Regions from separate parts of the Homo sapiens genome. Here region 2 is linked to region 1. The links are chromatin contacts, found by Hi-C or POLR2A ChIA-PET in ENCODE. All regions are on one chromosome and are shown on one strand. Each heading gives the region's core, a stretch centred on a gene start or an enhancer-like site at or near the end of the contact. The rest is flanking DNA. Distances are from core to core; before and after follow the strand shown. Region 1 has its middle 20 kb from the start of HLA-DOB. Region 2 overlaps BRD2 (bromodomain containing 2).

Evidence for each region. Hi-C counts contacts between places; a loop is a spot of excess contacts on that map. ChIA-PET counts read pairs that join two places held with the same protein, here RNA polymerase II (POLR2A). Pooled maps may share reads with other maps.
Region 2: a pooled map shows a loop between it and region 1 (3-fold over the local background). The contact joins two enhancer-like sites. A Hi-C loop is called at or near these places in 2 of 50 pooled maps. POLR2A ChIA-PET finds 5 or more read pairs at or near these places in 5 of 52 experiments (CD4-positive, alpha-beta T cell, H1, K562 and 2 more).

What each region holds. Positions count from the first base shown.
Region 1 is chr6:32,793,498-32,800,611 of GRCh38, reverse strand. No RefSeq gene overlaps it. Among named protein-coding and RNA genes, the nearest start is that of HLA-DOB, 20 kb to the left of the region's middle. RefSeq lists a cis regulatory region at 5,861 and an enhancer at 5,789-5,933. Within about 2 kb of position 3,176, at least 5 of the 41 ENCODE cell types and tissues checked have a DNase peak (open chromatin) inside an H3K27ac peak, as active enhancers do.
Region 2 is chr6:32,979,647-32,986,760 of GRCh38, reverse strand. BRD2 (bromodomain containing 2) reads right to left here. Exons shown (of 13, transcript NM_005104.4): 11 at 6,629-6,933; 12 at 6,297-6,419; 13 at 5,260-6,179. The coding sequence ends at 6,043. Among named protein-coding and RNA genes, the nearest start is that of BRD2, 15 kb to the right of the region's middle. Within about 2 kb of position 2,525, at least 5 of the 41 ENCODE cell types and tissues checked have a DNase peak (open chromatin) inside an H3K27ac peak, as active enhancers do.

The sequences.
Region 1 (7,114 bases), core at 1,927-4,426:
CCCAGCTACACGGGAGGCTGAGGCAGGAGAATGGTGTGAACCCAGGAGGTGGAGCCTGCAGTGAGCCAAGATCATGTCACTGCACTCCAGCCTGGGTGACAGAGCAAGACTCTGCCTAAAAAAAAAAAAAAAGAAAAGAAAAAGAAAAGAAAAAAATGTCTTTTTTCTTTTTAAAATTTTCCTATTTTAATATTTAAAATTATTTTATCTTTTTTTTAAAAAAGTTATACATGACATGGTTTAAAACATCAAATACAGATGGTTCCTGACTTATGATGGTTCCACTTAAGATTGTTCAGCTGTGATGGCGTGAAAGCAGTACACATTCTGGAAGAAATGTACTTCAAATTTGAAATGTCAGTCTTTCTCTGGGCTAGTGATATGTGGTATAACACTCTCACCTGACGCTGAGCAGCAGTAGTGAGCCACAGCTCCCAGTCAGCCACGCTAATGTAAGTGTTCTGAGCATGTTGAGGGTAGGCTGGGCTAAACTATGATGTTTGATAGGTTAGGGGTATTGAATGCATTTTCAACTTGCAGTTTATCAGGACACAAACCCACCTGAAGTCAAGGAGCATCTGTATTTCTACAGGGCTTGTTATGCAAAACAGCTGACCACACTGCCTCCCCATTCCTCTTTCCAGACAGAAATTCTAGTAGATAGTCCCATTTTACAAATGAGAAAGTGGAGGCTTAGGGAGGTTAATTAAGACACGCAAGTTCATATGGGTAGGAAGCGATGGAGCTATGATAAGAACTCAAATCCATATGGTCCCCAAGCCTGAGGTTTGAGCTATATTGCTTCGTGATTACAGGATATATTAGTTTCCTATTGGTGCTGTAACAAATTACCACAATTTAGTGTTTTAAAACAACAAAAATTTATTGTTGGACAGTTCTGGAAATTATAAGCCTAAAATGGGTCCTGTTAAATTAAATTAAATTTGGCTTAAAGCGGCCTCTGTACTTTGAATTCCTACGTAGTATACTGAAATCTAACTTAATGTGTAAGAAAATTGTACCCTAACTTAAGAGCATATTCTTGTAATAAATAGCTGAGTCTCAGGCAAACACAGCAGCCAAGCTTCAGGCAATCACAGGTTGCCAACTGATCAGACCATGATCAAATAAGGCAAATACTGAGCTGTAAACAAGCTGCTTCTGTATACCACTTCCTTTTTCTCTCTATAAATATTGCCTGCCCCTATTGCTCAGTGGAGCTCTCTGTACCTCTTCTGGTCCTGGATGCTGCCCAATTCATGAATTGTGCTTTGCTCAAATAAATCAAAATAAATTTCATTTGTTCAAAGTTTTTCTTTTAACACTTGTACAGGGCTAATCAAGGTGTTAGCTTGTCTGTGTTCCCCTTCTGAAGGCTTTAGCGGATAATCTGTTTTTTGCCTCTTCCAGCTTGCAGCGACCAGCTGCATTCCTCGGCTTGTAGCCCCCTTCCAGCAATCACTTTCCTCTGATTTTTGCTTCTAATATCACATCTCCTTCTATTCTCTTGCCTCTTTCTTTCACTTAGAAGGACCCATGTAATTATATCAGGACCACTTGGCTAATCCAGAATAATCTCCCCATCTCAAGATCCTTAATCTAATCACTAATGCAAAGTCCCTTTTGCCATGTAAGGTAACAGATTCACAGGTTTCATAGATTCAGATCTTTCAGGGGTGGCAGTTGGGGGCATTATTCCATCTACCACACAGAGTAAAGTTTCATCTGGATGACCCACAGGCCCTACAAATACAAAATGTCTAATATGGAATGTTCTCTTAAACTGTCCTTTCTTGATGACTGGAATTACTAACCACTTGGTCTCCCAAGCATCTTCTGCTCTCGCCTTCTCCTCTCTCCCATATACAATGGATGACGACACATCATGTTGCATCTGCTCCCTCACATGTCTCTGACCCTCTCTCTAGATCCCTGATCCTACTTTAATTCGAGCCCCATCATGTCTGGTCTGTGTTACTCTAACAGTTACCCACGCTGCTTTCTCTGCTTTCAATTTTATGCTCCTCTAACCCACTCTTCCCATCAGAGTAGTCTTTCTAAAACGTGAAGCTGCCCATGACCCTTCCCTTACTATCAGTCTGCATACTGGTCCTACTGACTGCAGATCAAAGACCCAAGTCCTTAGCCTGGTGTGTGAGGCATCCATCCCTAGCCCTCTGCTTCATCTGTCACCCACCCATTTTACCAATTCCGAAAGACTTTCACTTCCCTCGAAGCCTGTCCAAGTGTCCAAGCCGCTCATGCTTTGTTAGACTTGGAAGCCATTCTCCATATACCCTCGATCAGCTTGAATGTCATTTCCACTAGAAAATTTTCCTAATTGTTTGTGACTTCAATGTCCTAATTTTACACACATTTCTGCTGTGCCCCTTTGTTTGCTAATATGTCTCCTGGGTGGTAAGCAGGACTCCGTGTCTTATTAATATTTTCCGTCTCCAGAATTCAGCCACTGTCTGCCACACAAGTGCATAATGAGTTACTATACTAATATTATGCAGCCATGTCCCCTGTACAGCAGTTCCCTGGATCTCATGGCTTCTTTTTTGATTTGCCTTGTTTGTTACCAACTTCCATCAGTAAGACAATCTATCCAATCCTTGTCCCCTTTGCCACATCACATCCTCAGGGCAATAACAAAGTTGTTAAGTTTATGCACCTTCTCCACTTGGAGCAAGGCCTCACCATGTCAGGCCTCCGCCTGATTCTCCTCCCTGCCTGGGATGGCAGATTTTGCTCTAGTGGGTCTCCAGGCCGTGAGGTCTCCTGTCTTTTATGTTCTGATCCGGGTGGTGAGCTGCAGCTCACTACAAGTCCTTACTTGTCTCTGCTGGCCTTTAGAGACTTTGTACTCAATTTGGAGGAACTACTCTTGATGGATTGTAAGTGAGAGGATTTCCTGGTCTCCCTCTGGAGTCCGCCAGAAAACCACATTCTCTGCTTTTCAGCGTTGACTGCTCATGCTTACGTAATTTCTAAGAGTAAGAGCCTATGGACTGTCCTGGCAGCAAAGAATTCGCTCAGGATTTTGCCTGAAGCTGCACTTCCGGGGTCTCGCTTCATCAGAAGACTTCTTCATTTTCATCATCGGCCCAGCGATGCATGGGTACCTCTTAGGGTTTAGCCCCAGAATGTACTGGGGGAGGGGAGGGTAAAGTAGGTGGGGAAGGAGTCAGAGTCGTAGGTCACCTGTGGCTGGAGTTTTGCATCCCTAATAAACGGGAAATGAACTGAAGGAAGACTGGGTTTTCACGTCAACACGAAGGACACCATTACGATGCTAGACTAATCATCAAATAAAATTCCAGATGGAAAAAATTCAGAAACTTAATTTGGAATTTGAGCCCCGCTCTATTATGCAACGTTCCCAGCCATTGCTCCGCGGATGTAATGTGGACTTCCACCGCCAGATGGCGATCGAGACCGTAATTTAAGTTGGTTTTCTCAACTTCCTCTGGACTGAGTCCCCGTGAAAATCCCAAGTTTAACGAGGGGCTTTCCTCGCGTAACCTTCGCTTCTGCTTCCTCTCTCACATCACCTCAACCTGCGAGACTCTGAAAGGGATAATGAGGGTTGGGGGGAATATGGAAATTCAGGGAAGGGAGAGGGGGGTGGTGTGAAGCTTTCCAGACCAGCCACACAGAAATAGCGTACCAATAGTGGTTTAGAGCACAGACCCCCAGCCAGAATGAGTAATTTAAACAGCCCTACGATGTAATCGTTGTGTGCATATGCATCTCTATGCCTCTCTCTCTCTCTGTCTTTCTTTCATCTGAGACAGGGTCTCACTCCCTCTGTCCCACAGGCTGGAGTGCAGTGGTGCAATAATGGCTCGCTGCAGTCTTGACCTCCTGGGCTCCAGTGGTCTTCCCACCTCAGCCTCTGAAACCACAGGGTCTTGAACTTCTGGGCTCAAGTGATCTTCCTGCCTCGGCCTCCTAAAGTGCTGGGGTTACAGGTGTCGGCCACCATGCCTGTCTGCTATTTAAGTGCATAGAAGAATGCCTGGCACTCAGTTAGTGTTAAATATTTATAAAATAAATTAAAATTTTATAACACTACACACATGTTGTTGAGTATGTCATAAATAGAGACATATTTAATGAGATGTCAACATATATCACGTTAATGAATTAAGTAAGTTTGAGAATATTAGAGAAGAATGATAATAGATTAACGGAGGAGGCTGGGCGCAGTGGCCCACACGTGTATTCCAGCACTTTGGGAAGCCGAGGCAGGCAGATCACATGAGGTCAGGAGTTCGAGACCAGCCTGGCCAACATGGTGAAACTCCTTCTCTACTAAAAATACAAAAAAAAAATTAGCCGGGTGTGGTGGTGTGCGACTGTAATCCCTGCTAATGGGGAGGCGGAGGTTGCAGTGAGAGGAGATCGCACCACTGCACTGCAGCCTGGGCGACAAAGCAAGACTCCATCTCAAAACAAACAAACAAACAAACAAACAAACAAAAAACAGACGAAATAGGGTTTGAGTATGTAGTCTGCTCTCAACATGAGATAGTAAAGTCTTTGCTTCCCTTATATTCTGTTAATTAACTCATTTGATGCACATCGATGTATAAAGCCTTTAACTTCTATTTATTCTTTTCCTTGAAAAGCATGCGGAATGCCTTCTCAGGACTCTCCCATTTTTTATTTGTGAACACCCACTGGCATTCCCGGATACGAAGCTTGCAAGAAGGTGTGAACCGCCCTATACTCGTGAGCCCCTGGGGCTCTGTACTCTTTCCAGCCCACATTTGACCTCAGTCAATTTTTAAATGATTCCAGCTAAATTCTTCTTACCAGTGCCCAGCTGTACCTGCCTTAGGTAAGCAAGCACTCAGGCAACAACTTTCCTAGATTTCAAGCTAGTTGGAAGCTCAATCCCAGCTCTGTGATGGGTTGAAAAAAATTGCGACCTTGCAATTTGTGTGATTTCTTTCATGTTGCAAGGAAGCATCATTGTTTCCAGTTCTCTGCATCCCCAAGCAGAAACCAGAACTCTATATAAACGTTTTTAAATGGAGACATTGAGAAAAAGTACCCGAGAAACCAATGAGATACAGGAAGAATGCTTCCAGCACTAACATGAATGGGGCTTGGCCATACAGATAGAAGGGTTGGAAACTCTTACGCCTTGATTTAAACTCTCTATGCATATTCTGAGCACGCTGGGGAATGTACTACTACTAGGCTTGATTTGGATTCATGGCTACTACCTCCCACAAAATGATAGGTCTTCTGTTTTAGTACGTGAGATAATTCCTCAATCGATCTTATTGCTGCTATTTCTGTTAAGCATAAACAATGATTTGGGTCACAAATTTCAATGGGGTTTAAATTCCTTTGTGCATCCCAACAGGTAATCCTCTTACTCTGGGCTATGAACTTGCTACTGCCAAGATGGATGCCATGAAAAAAAGAGATCTCATCAAAATGGTCACAGAGAGATGGAGGGCCTCTGTGTAGATGGCAGGGTGGTGGTGGCCGTGTAACTAGCTGCCCGGTGAGGAGCAGCCCTTGGGGAGAGCCCAGGTAGGACCAGGAGAAGCAGAAATAGAGAAAAGTGAAAGATCGAGGTGGAAAGAACATGAGGGACAAGAGCTCTGCATGGCCACATCACCAGCAGTCTTGTTATTACAATGAGGATGAAGGGACTGAAAAGAGGGGAAGAGATGGAATTCATCAAACAACAGTGCTCATTCATACAAGGTAAGTATACATGTGGCCTTTTCTCTCTCTATCTGAAGATGTGGCTTACTGTAACAGGAACTATCATGGGCATTGGACGGCTGTCTCATGGTGATCCCATCCTCCTCTACATCCTAAACTTTTTTTTGAATGCATTTCTGTATTTTGACTTCCTCTCTCCCCAAAGTTCTTGTTAACTTCTGAGTATGACTTAGCTTCCTTATTCTTTGAAATATTTGAAACCCCTAACTTCCTCTCCTCTGTGGTGTAACTCACATGGCTTCTTGATACCAGGAGGCACTGTCTGCATACAACCTCATATTATGAGGATGAAATGCCCATGAATCCTACCAATCTGAGGAACAACGCATTTGTCTTCTCTGACAAAATACGGGTGCCACATATTCTGTAGGAAAAGGTGGTGTTGAGGTCAGAACTTCTCTGTTTCTCTGTCTCTCTCTCTCTGGTTCTGGAAATGTTGAGAATATGAGTGAAGGGAAAAAGATGGGCACCACGTGGAGGCAATTTCATGGTGGCATGAAACAATTTTGGGGGCATGAATGCCATGGGCAGAACATCAGGGCCCCAAAAGGGAAATACACAGTACTTTCTTTGGACTTCAGTGCTCTCTTTTATAGTAATGGAAACCACAAGCGCAGAGGAAGGGGAGCTGATTCTATAAAAAGAAGTTTATTTCCTACTTTAAAAGATGATTTTTTGACTATCTTCCCACAATAGAGCCAGAGGATCACAGGGGAAAGCTACGATCCTCAATTATAGAAAATGATGTTGGGTGCATCTAGCATCACAGAAGCTTTAGAGGACACAGTCATCTCAGGTACCTACAGATAAGGAAGAAGTACCAATGAGAGTACCTACTCGTATTCTTATTCATGGAAGCGAATCCCTTCAGGAACCAAATCATTTAGCTGCTGGTAGATGTTTCTTTTGGCTCCTCTCTCTCCTGAGCTCTCAAACACAGACTTTTTTTTCTGTGTGCCTCTGCTTTTGGCAACTCTGTTCCAAGAATAAGAATATTTGTTTGTAGATGAGCTTGCTAGGTCGGGGATCTCTTGTATAGGGAGATGGTGAATCACTGAGCAGGACACAGAGGCATGAGTTGAAACAGTGAGATGTACCTTAGTTTAAAGAGAGGTCACAAGAGCTCATGGACCATTATTAGATAAACTCTAAATTAGAAAAAAGAACCATATTTCTCTTTTGATAGTCACATAAAAATTGAAGCCATACTCATTCTAATAAAAAGTAACATGCATAGCTCTTCATTGCAAAGCTCATCTATTATTCATAACAGGCATATAGGGTCTATATCATTTTTACAGAAGTGGAAATAGCATGTAATTACTAATTTAGTTTATTCATTAGTTTTCCAAAAGTGAAA
Region 2 (7,114 bases), core at 1,276-3,775, 190 kb before region 1:
TATTTTGACCTCCTTAGTTGAGGTGAGGCCTCACTGCAAGTGACAGGTCTGATGATAACCCAGGAAGGGAGGTCTTCACTGGTGTGGTGGGGATAGGGCAGGGCATGAAGGGAGAGGTGAGTGATGGGCCCTGAAACAACACAGTATAGCTGAAAGACATGGACTAGTGACAGAGTCGTGTGAGAGTCCAGGCTGATGAGGGGCACTGAGAGAAGGGACAGAGGAAGGCTCAACAGACCTCAATGGCTGAACAGGGAGTTGGGGGAGAATAAGGGGAAGAAACTAGGCAGCTATAGAACTGTTACTAAATGTCTGTTTCCTCATGTATAAAATGGTGATGAGTACCTACCTCTTAGGATTATTATGAAGACTAAATTGCAAAAGTGCTCATAAGTGTCTGGTACATAGTAAACTCTATATAAGTGCTTGTTCCTTATAGCAGGGGTCCCCCAACCTCTGGGCCACTGAACACTACCAGTCCGTGGCCTGGTAGGAACTGGGGTGCACAGCAGGAGGTGAGCAGCGAGCAAGCTCTGCCTCTTGTCAGATCAGCAGCGGCATTAGATTCTCACAGGACTGCAAACCCTATTGTGAACTGAGCATGCGAGGGAAGGTTGCAAACTCCTTTTGAGAATCTAATGCCTGGTGATCTGAAGTAGAACAGTTTGATCTGGAAACCATTCTCCCCGCCTCCATCCATAGAAAAGTTGTCTTCCACAAAACCAGTCCTTGGTGCCAAAAAAGCTGGGGACTGCTGACTTAGAGAACTCACTGCGAGGGACATGTTTGGGGAAAAAGGTAGAATCTTTTCTAAAAATGTGTGCACAAGCTTATGGGACCTTGCCATTAGGCATTGCATTAGGCACTTGGAACTTTGACTCAAGGTTTGATATGGGGGCAGTTTCCCCCATGCTGTTCTCGTGATAGTGAGTTCTCACGAGATCTTATGGTTTTATAAGGGGCTTCCCCACTTCACTTTGGCACTCATTCTCCTGCCACCCTGTGAAGAGGTGTCTTCCGCCATGATTGTAAGTTTCCTGAGGCCTCCCCAGCCATGCAGAACTGTGAGTCAATTAAACCTCTTTCCTTTATAAATCACCTAGTCTCAGGTATTTCCTCATAGCCATGTGAGAATGGACTAATACAAGGTCTAAACAGAGACACAGATTTTATGGGTGGGAGGTGCCTCCAGAGGAATGGGTAAACTTGCTTAAAAATACTGTGCAAATAAAAAGAGGACAAAGAAAGGTGTCATAACGGACAATATATTATGGGAGGCAGAGGCAGAGACTTTAAAGAAGCAGACTAAGAAATGGCTGTCTGAAAAGTATGAGAGCTAGGAACAAGTGGTGTCAAGTCAAAGAAGTCAGGAGATGCAGGGTGCGGTGGCTCATGCCTGTAATCCCAGCTACTCAGGAGGCTGAGGCAAGAGCATTACTTGAGCCCAGAAGGTCGAAGCTACAGTGAGCTATGATCACACCACTGCACTCCAGCCTGGGTGACAGAAATCCTCTTTCTTAAAAATAAATAAATAAATCAATATAAAATAAAATGCTAGGGAAGCCCCATGGGATGCTTCAGAGGTAAAGGGAGATAAGGACTAAAAAGGCCTAATCTCCTTCTTTTGTGACCCTCTGGGTCATAAAAATGAAGGCTCACATTTTAAGAGTTGAAGTTTAGGAAAGTAAGAAGGGAAGAACCACCTAACCTCGGGGGCAGGACACAAAAATGACAATAGATTCAGGAGGCAATCGTGGGTAACACGCCCAACAGGTGGCGCCAAATACCTTCAGTGGCAGTCTACAAGAGCCTCAGAACCCCTGCCCCTTCGGCAAGCCATGCTGGAGGGAGCTCCATTCAAATCTGCCAGTCAGCCAGGTGGCACTCCTTTAGTCAACAAAATATCAAGCTTCCACTATTGGAAAGCTCTGTGCTAGGGACTCTGAGAGCTGTATGTCTGCAAGTGCACGTGTGCTCTGCTGTTCCTTTAACGTGTGGAGACAAGAACCTTTTGAGAATAAGTCCCATCTATTTTAACTCCTACATAGCTCTCAAATCTATCTACATTTCTTCATCTACATTGCTGCCTTTCTCTTCTACACCACTATTCTCACTGGCTGGGATTAACTGCTGCAATTGCTTTCTAAACTATCCACTCTCAACACCCCACCAACCCTAACATGATTGTCCCTAGTGCAATTTCCTTAAAGCATGTCTATCTCCTAGCTCCCTACTGGCCCACAGCACTGGAAGTCTAGTGCAGTAGTTATAAATGTGGACCCTGAAGCCAGATCGCCTGGTTTCAAAACCCACCTCCAGTGCTCACTGACAATGTGGTGATGTTGGGCAAATTGACTAATCTCTCTGTGCCTCATTTCTTTATCTGTTAAATGCAGACAAGATGTACCTCACAGGATTATAGTGAGGACCAAATGAGTTTACAGGGTAAGTTTTTATTTAGCACAGTGCATGGGACACAGTAAGTGCTCAATAAATGTTAGCTATTAGTCTTTGAGATGTAAATTCAAAGCATCTCAAAGCACTCACCTTCATCCTTGCTGCTTCAGCATCACCTAGTTACCTTCTCAGTTGCTGTTTCTTCTGCTGGCAATGTTCACTACTCCCTGCTCCCACCCATCCACCCCTTACAAACAGGAAGGAACTCATCGTTCTGAGATATCTGAATAGCTCTCAGCTTAGACCAGAGAACCCTCTTTTCTAAATTCTTGCTAGACCTCTGCACATTGTCCTGTTAGAATTACTTATTTTTGTTAAAAATCGTGTGACTAGTTGTCTAATGCTGCCCCTTTCCCCGATCCTAGAATATAAATTGAGAGCAAGAAGCTGTCGTCTCATTCAGTGCTGGAGACCAGCTAGTGGGATTTTGTGAGTATCTTTAGGGTGATGACCCAGGAAAAAATGAAATCATGGTGACAACACATTAGTTCCATGCTACCATTCCCACATCTCCTTCCCAGCTCTCCATTACAGCCACTCTCTAATTGCTCAGGAAAATCTTCCTCCAGTCTTGCACTAAGCCCCAGAGTAACACCAGTCACCTCTGGTCCTTGTCCTGGGAGTCCTTCATGCTGGTCACTCATGGAAGCAGGGCCTTCCAATCAAGGTAGTCCCGAGTGAACCTAAGAGCAGGACTTTGGGGAAGGTTACAGGCAGGCTGGAACTGGGGTCCACATATGGGTGCACAATAAGGATGGTCTGTGAAGACCAAGTCATGCCTATATCTTGGATTCAATCAGTATAATTACCACACCATGATGGTTAATAATTGCACCCTATTCGTGCTAAGCAAACTCCATGATAAGACCTTGTCTTATCTTCACCTTATACCCTCTGGCTTGGCAACGTCCAGGTCTACAGGCCTAACAGTTTGCTGAAAAGGCAATCAAGGGAACTCAATAAATGTGTGACTGAGTAAATAAGACCGACTCTCACCTTCCCCCACAACCCAACAAAAGGCTTCCTATGGACGCAATAAAAGGCAGTAAATGGCAGCATGAGGGGAGAGGGAAAAAGCAGCAGCAATAGAACCCATGATTCCAAGAGCTGAGAGGAGCATAGGGGGAAATAATGCCCACAGGACTCCACTAGTCCTTTGAGTTGTGCTGGAGACTGCTATTTTGGAATAAAGTCCTTTGGCAACCAAGATGGAACTCAACCAAACTCCTGAAACAATTACAATCCCTAAGTGAGACAGGCTTGAAATAAGTTCAAACTAAAGTCAATTAAGAGACTAGTCCAATTGGTTTAAGGCAGGTCTGAAGCCCCTGTGTCAGCCAGCCCTTCTCTCTCTTAAAGCATTTAGGGCGGTCTGGGTTCCATTTACAGGGAATTAAGTACTCAGGGGCCTCCAATGTCAGGTTGAAACTTTTATTTTTCCGAACTACAGAAAACAAACCTTAAAAGTACATGAGCAGAAGGGGCTGCAGTCAGACAAAATATTCTATATTTTGTCCCAAAACTAATCCAACTAAATCCTTCAATTCCCTCTGAAATGAGATGTAATCCTTGACATAGACATGCACTTAGCTTAAATCTATTTACTCCGATTTTCAGAACTTTAATTTGTATCTCATCACCTATTGCCCAACGCGTGTCTATTAAGTACTTACGAATCCTCAACATCTGTTATTCTCAAAAGGGAACCAGAGCTCAAAGGGAGCTCAAGAGCTTTCACTGGTGCACACAAGTTAGCAAGAAAGCCCAAACAAGGGTTTGTTTCCCTCTAAGTGCTTGGCAAACAGTAGCAGGTGGTTCACAAACCTAATTTTTTATTACCATCTCCCGAGCTTTTGAAAATTGTTGCTCAAGCCCCAGTTTAGCCGGAATTCCTAAAGAGGGCTGAGCATCACTAGTAAAATTTATTGCTTCCTACATTTAGTTTGTGGTGTTGCCCTACACTTAGTTTGTGGTGTCATTTACAGCAAAATAAACCATTTGCTTTACTACATTCCTGATTCTAATTTCCACGTCTCTATCCAGGTTTCCTACTATGGTACACTATACTAAGCAAATGTCTCACTTTTCCAGTATTAAAGCCCCAAATTCCAGAATGCACACATCCCAACCCCCTAAACTTTTTATACAACCCTTCTCTCCCCTTAGCAAGACAAGGGGGTATGCAGAAAGCACAGTTTTGTGATTTAATCGTTGGAATACTCTTTAGTATTCTACTAATAAACTATCTGTAAATTTGTGTGTGACCATGGCAGCAAAATTTAACAATGTTTAACAATGTAGTAGGCCCAATTACTTTTTTTTTTGAGACGGAGTGTCTACCACCCAGGCTGGAGTGCAGTGGCGCGATCTCGGCTCACTGAACCCCGCCTCCCGAGTTCACGCCATTCTGCTGCCTCAGCCTCCCGAGTAGCTGGGACTACAGGTACCCGCCACCTCGCCCAGCTAATTTTTTTTTAGTAGACAGGGTTTCACCATGGTCTCGATCTCCTGACCTCGTGATCTGCCCGCCTCGGCCTCCCAAAGTGCTGGGATTACAGGCCAATTTCCTTTTAAAAGGCAATAAACTCAATGCATAAAGTACTTATGTTCGGCTACCTCCCACCCTTTTCTCATATTTTAAGTCTGCTCAGGAGAAAATTCACACATCCAGTGCCACAGGGAAAAACCTAAAGCCTACCTCAAAATTTTGAGTTCTTGGTTAAAGCATGAATGAGCCACAGTACTATTTTTCATTTAAACAAGAGCAAATTGTAGACCTAAAGATTACTTCTAAGGACTCAATTTACAAAAGTCATATTTACTTTATTAAAAACACAGCAAAAGCCTACTGGTTTAAAAATTAAGACAATCCAATTATAGGTTAGCTATTGCCTTTTCTCACTGCAGTAATATTTCCCTCAAAATTATCAAGACAATTCTTATGATGTTCCTTTTGAAACACTACAAAAGCAAATATTAAGGTAACTCAAAACTTGAATAATATTTTCTTTATTTACAAGTTAGAATCAACAAAGACAGTCCAGGGGACCAAATGGGGAGATGACTGAAACCCCCAGGGCCCCAAATGGAGCGGAAGGAAAAAGGGAAAACAGAGTAGAAAAAAAAAAATCAACGTAAAAAAAGAGCTCCCCCTTCTTCCCTCCCCATGGAGGCTGAGGGGACCACGGCCCCACCCTCCCCCCAGCCTTACCTAGCTTAAAATAAATTAGAACAAACAATCTCAAAACAGGGCCCTTAGAAGTGAATAGGGCAGCTGTGGCCTCAGGTAACTCCAGATCAGGGCTTTGCACACTCCCACCCTTGCCCTGCCCCATTTTGAATGGGGGCTCTGTGTCCAAGAGATCACTCCCCAATGGGGCTGGGAATTCAATGTTGTTTTGTCCATGTCCCTCCTTCAGTAAATGTCCCTGCATCCCTCCCCCACTGCAGAGCCAGCTCTCCTAGAGGGGGGCGGGGGGGGGTGAGATGAAGAAGTGTCACAGCAAAGGGGGAAGGGGCAGGTGGGGCAGGGTGGTCTAGGGGTCCGGTCCTGCGGAGCCTTCCTGCCCCATCTGGCCTGACCCCTTAGCCTGAGTCTGAATCACTGGTGTCTGAAGACGACGACGAGGAAGAGGAGGAGCTGGAATCTGAGCTGGAGCTGGAAGCGCTAAGGCGTGACACTGCTACTTGCTGTGCAGAGGATGACTCTGTTTTCTCATTCGCTGCAGAACAAATTCGAAAGTTAAAGACGTTCAAGTCTGAATCTTCATTTGTCAATAAAAGACAGTCAAGAAGGCAGGATGGAGTCAATCTGTAGTGGCATGAAAGTATATACTCACCTTTCTTGGGGGGCTTTTTAGTAGAATTGAGCTGTCCGCTGACATCTTGTAACCGCTTTTCTAATTCCCGCTTTTTCTCCAAAGCCAGTTCCTCCTTTGTCTTTCCCACAGGCTTCTTAATGGCTAATGAAAGAAATTTATCAGGATACATTAAGATTGCCCCAAGCATCTTATTATGGGCCCCTAAGGTTCCCAAGTTCCCTTCTTGAACGTCAGCTGCCAACCAACACATCCCATTATCCTGGGAGCTGACAATCCTGAATGCAAACAGACCCCACCATCTTTCCTCAACTGTCCTCAGAACCATGAGATGAACCTCATTTCATACGTACTGTAGGGCTTCCGGGGTTTCTTACGTAGGCAGGAAAGGACATAGCGCTCAAGCTCTCTAAGTGTGGATGGCTTGAGTGTTTCAAAATCAATCTCAATCTCTTCTGGGTTTGAATCACGTAAAGAGGGCTCCCTGGCTTGGATTATATGCACAACTCGGCCCAGCTTCTCCCCAGGTAATTTGTTGATGTCCAGGCTCAGCTGCCGCTTCTCATCGTAACTCATGGGCCTGCTCTCTTCCTCCTCCTCTGAATCATAACCTGTAGGCAGGGCAGGTGGGGCTGTCTTTGTGGCCTTTTTGGGGAGCCTAAGGGCAAAAAGAGTTGTCAGCAAAAGAAGCTTCATTAACCTCTTCCAGTATGTTCCCACTGTTATAATTCAGTGATCCTATTTCCTGCCCAGAGTGGAGCTTCTGTTTTTCCATTCAATGGCCAAGTAAGAGGTGGGCTACTGGGACACTGTATAGTGAAACAGAGCATTTTGCTCGA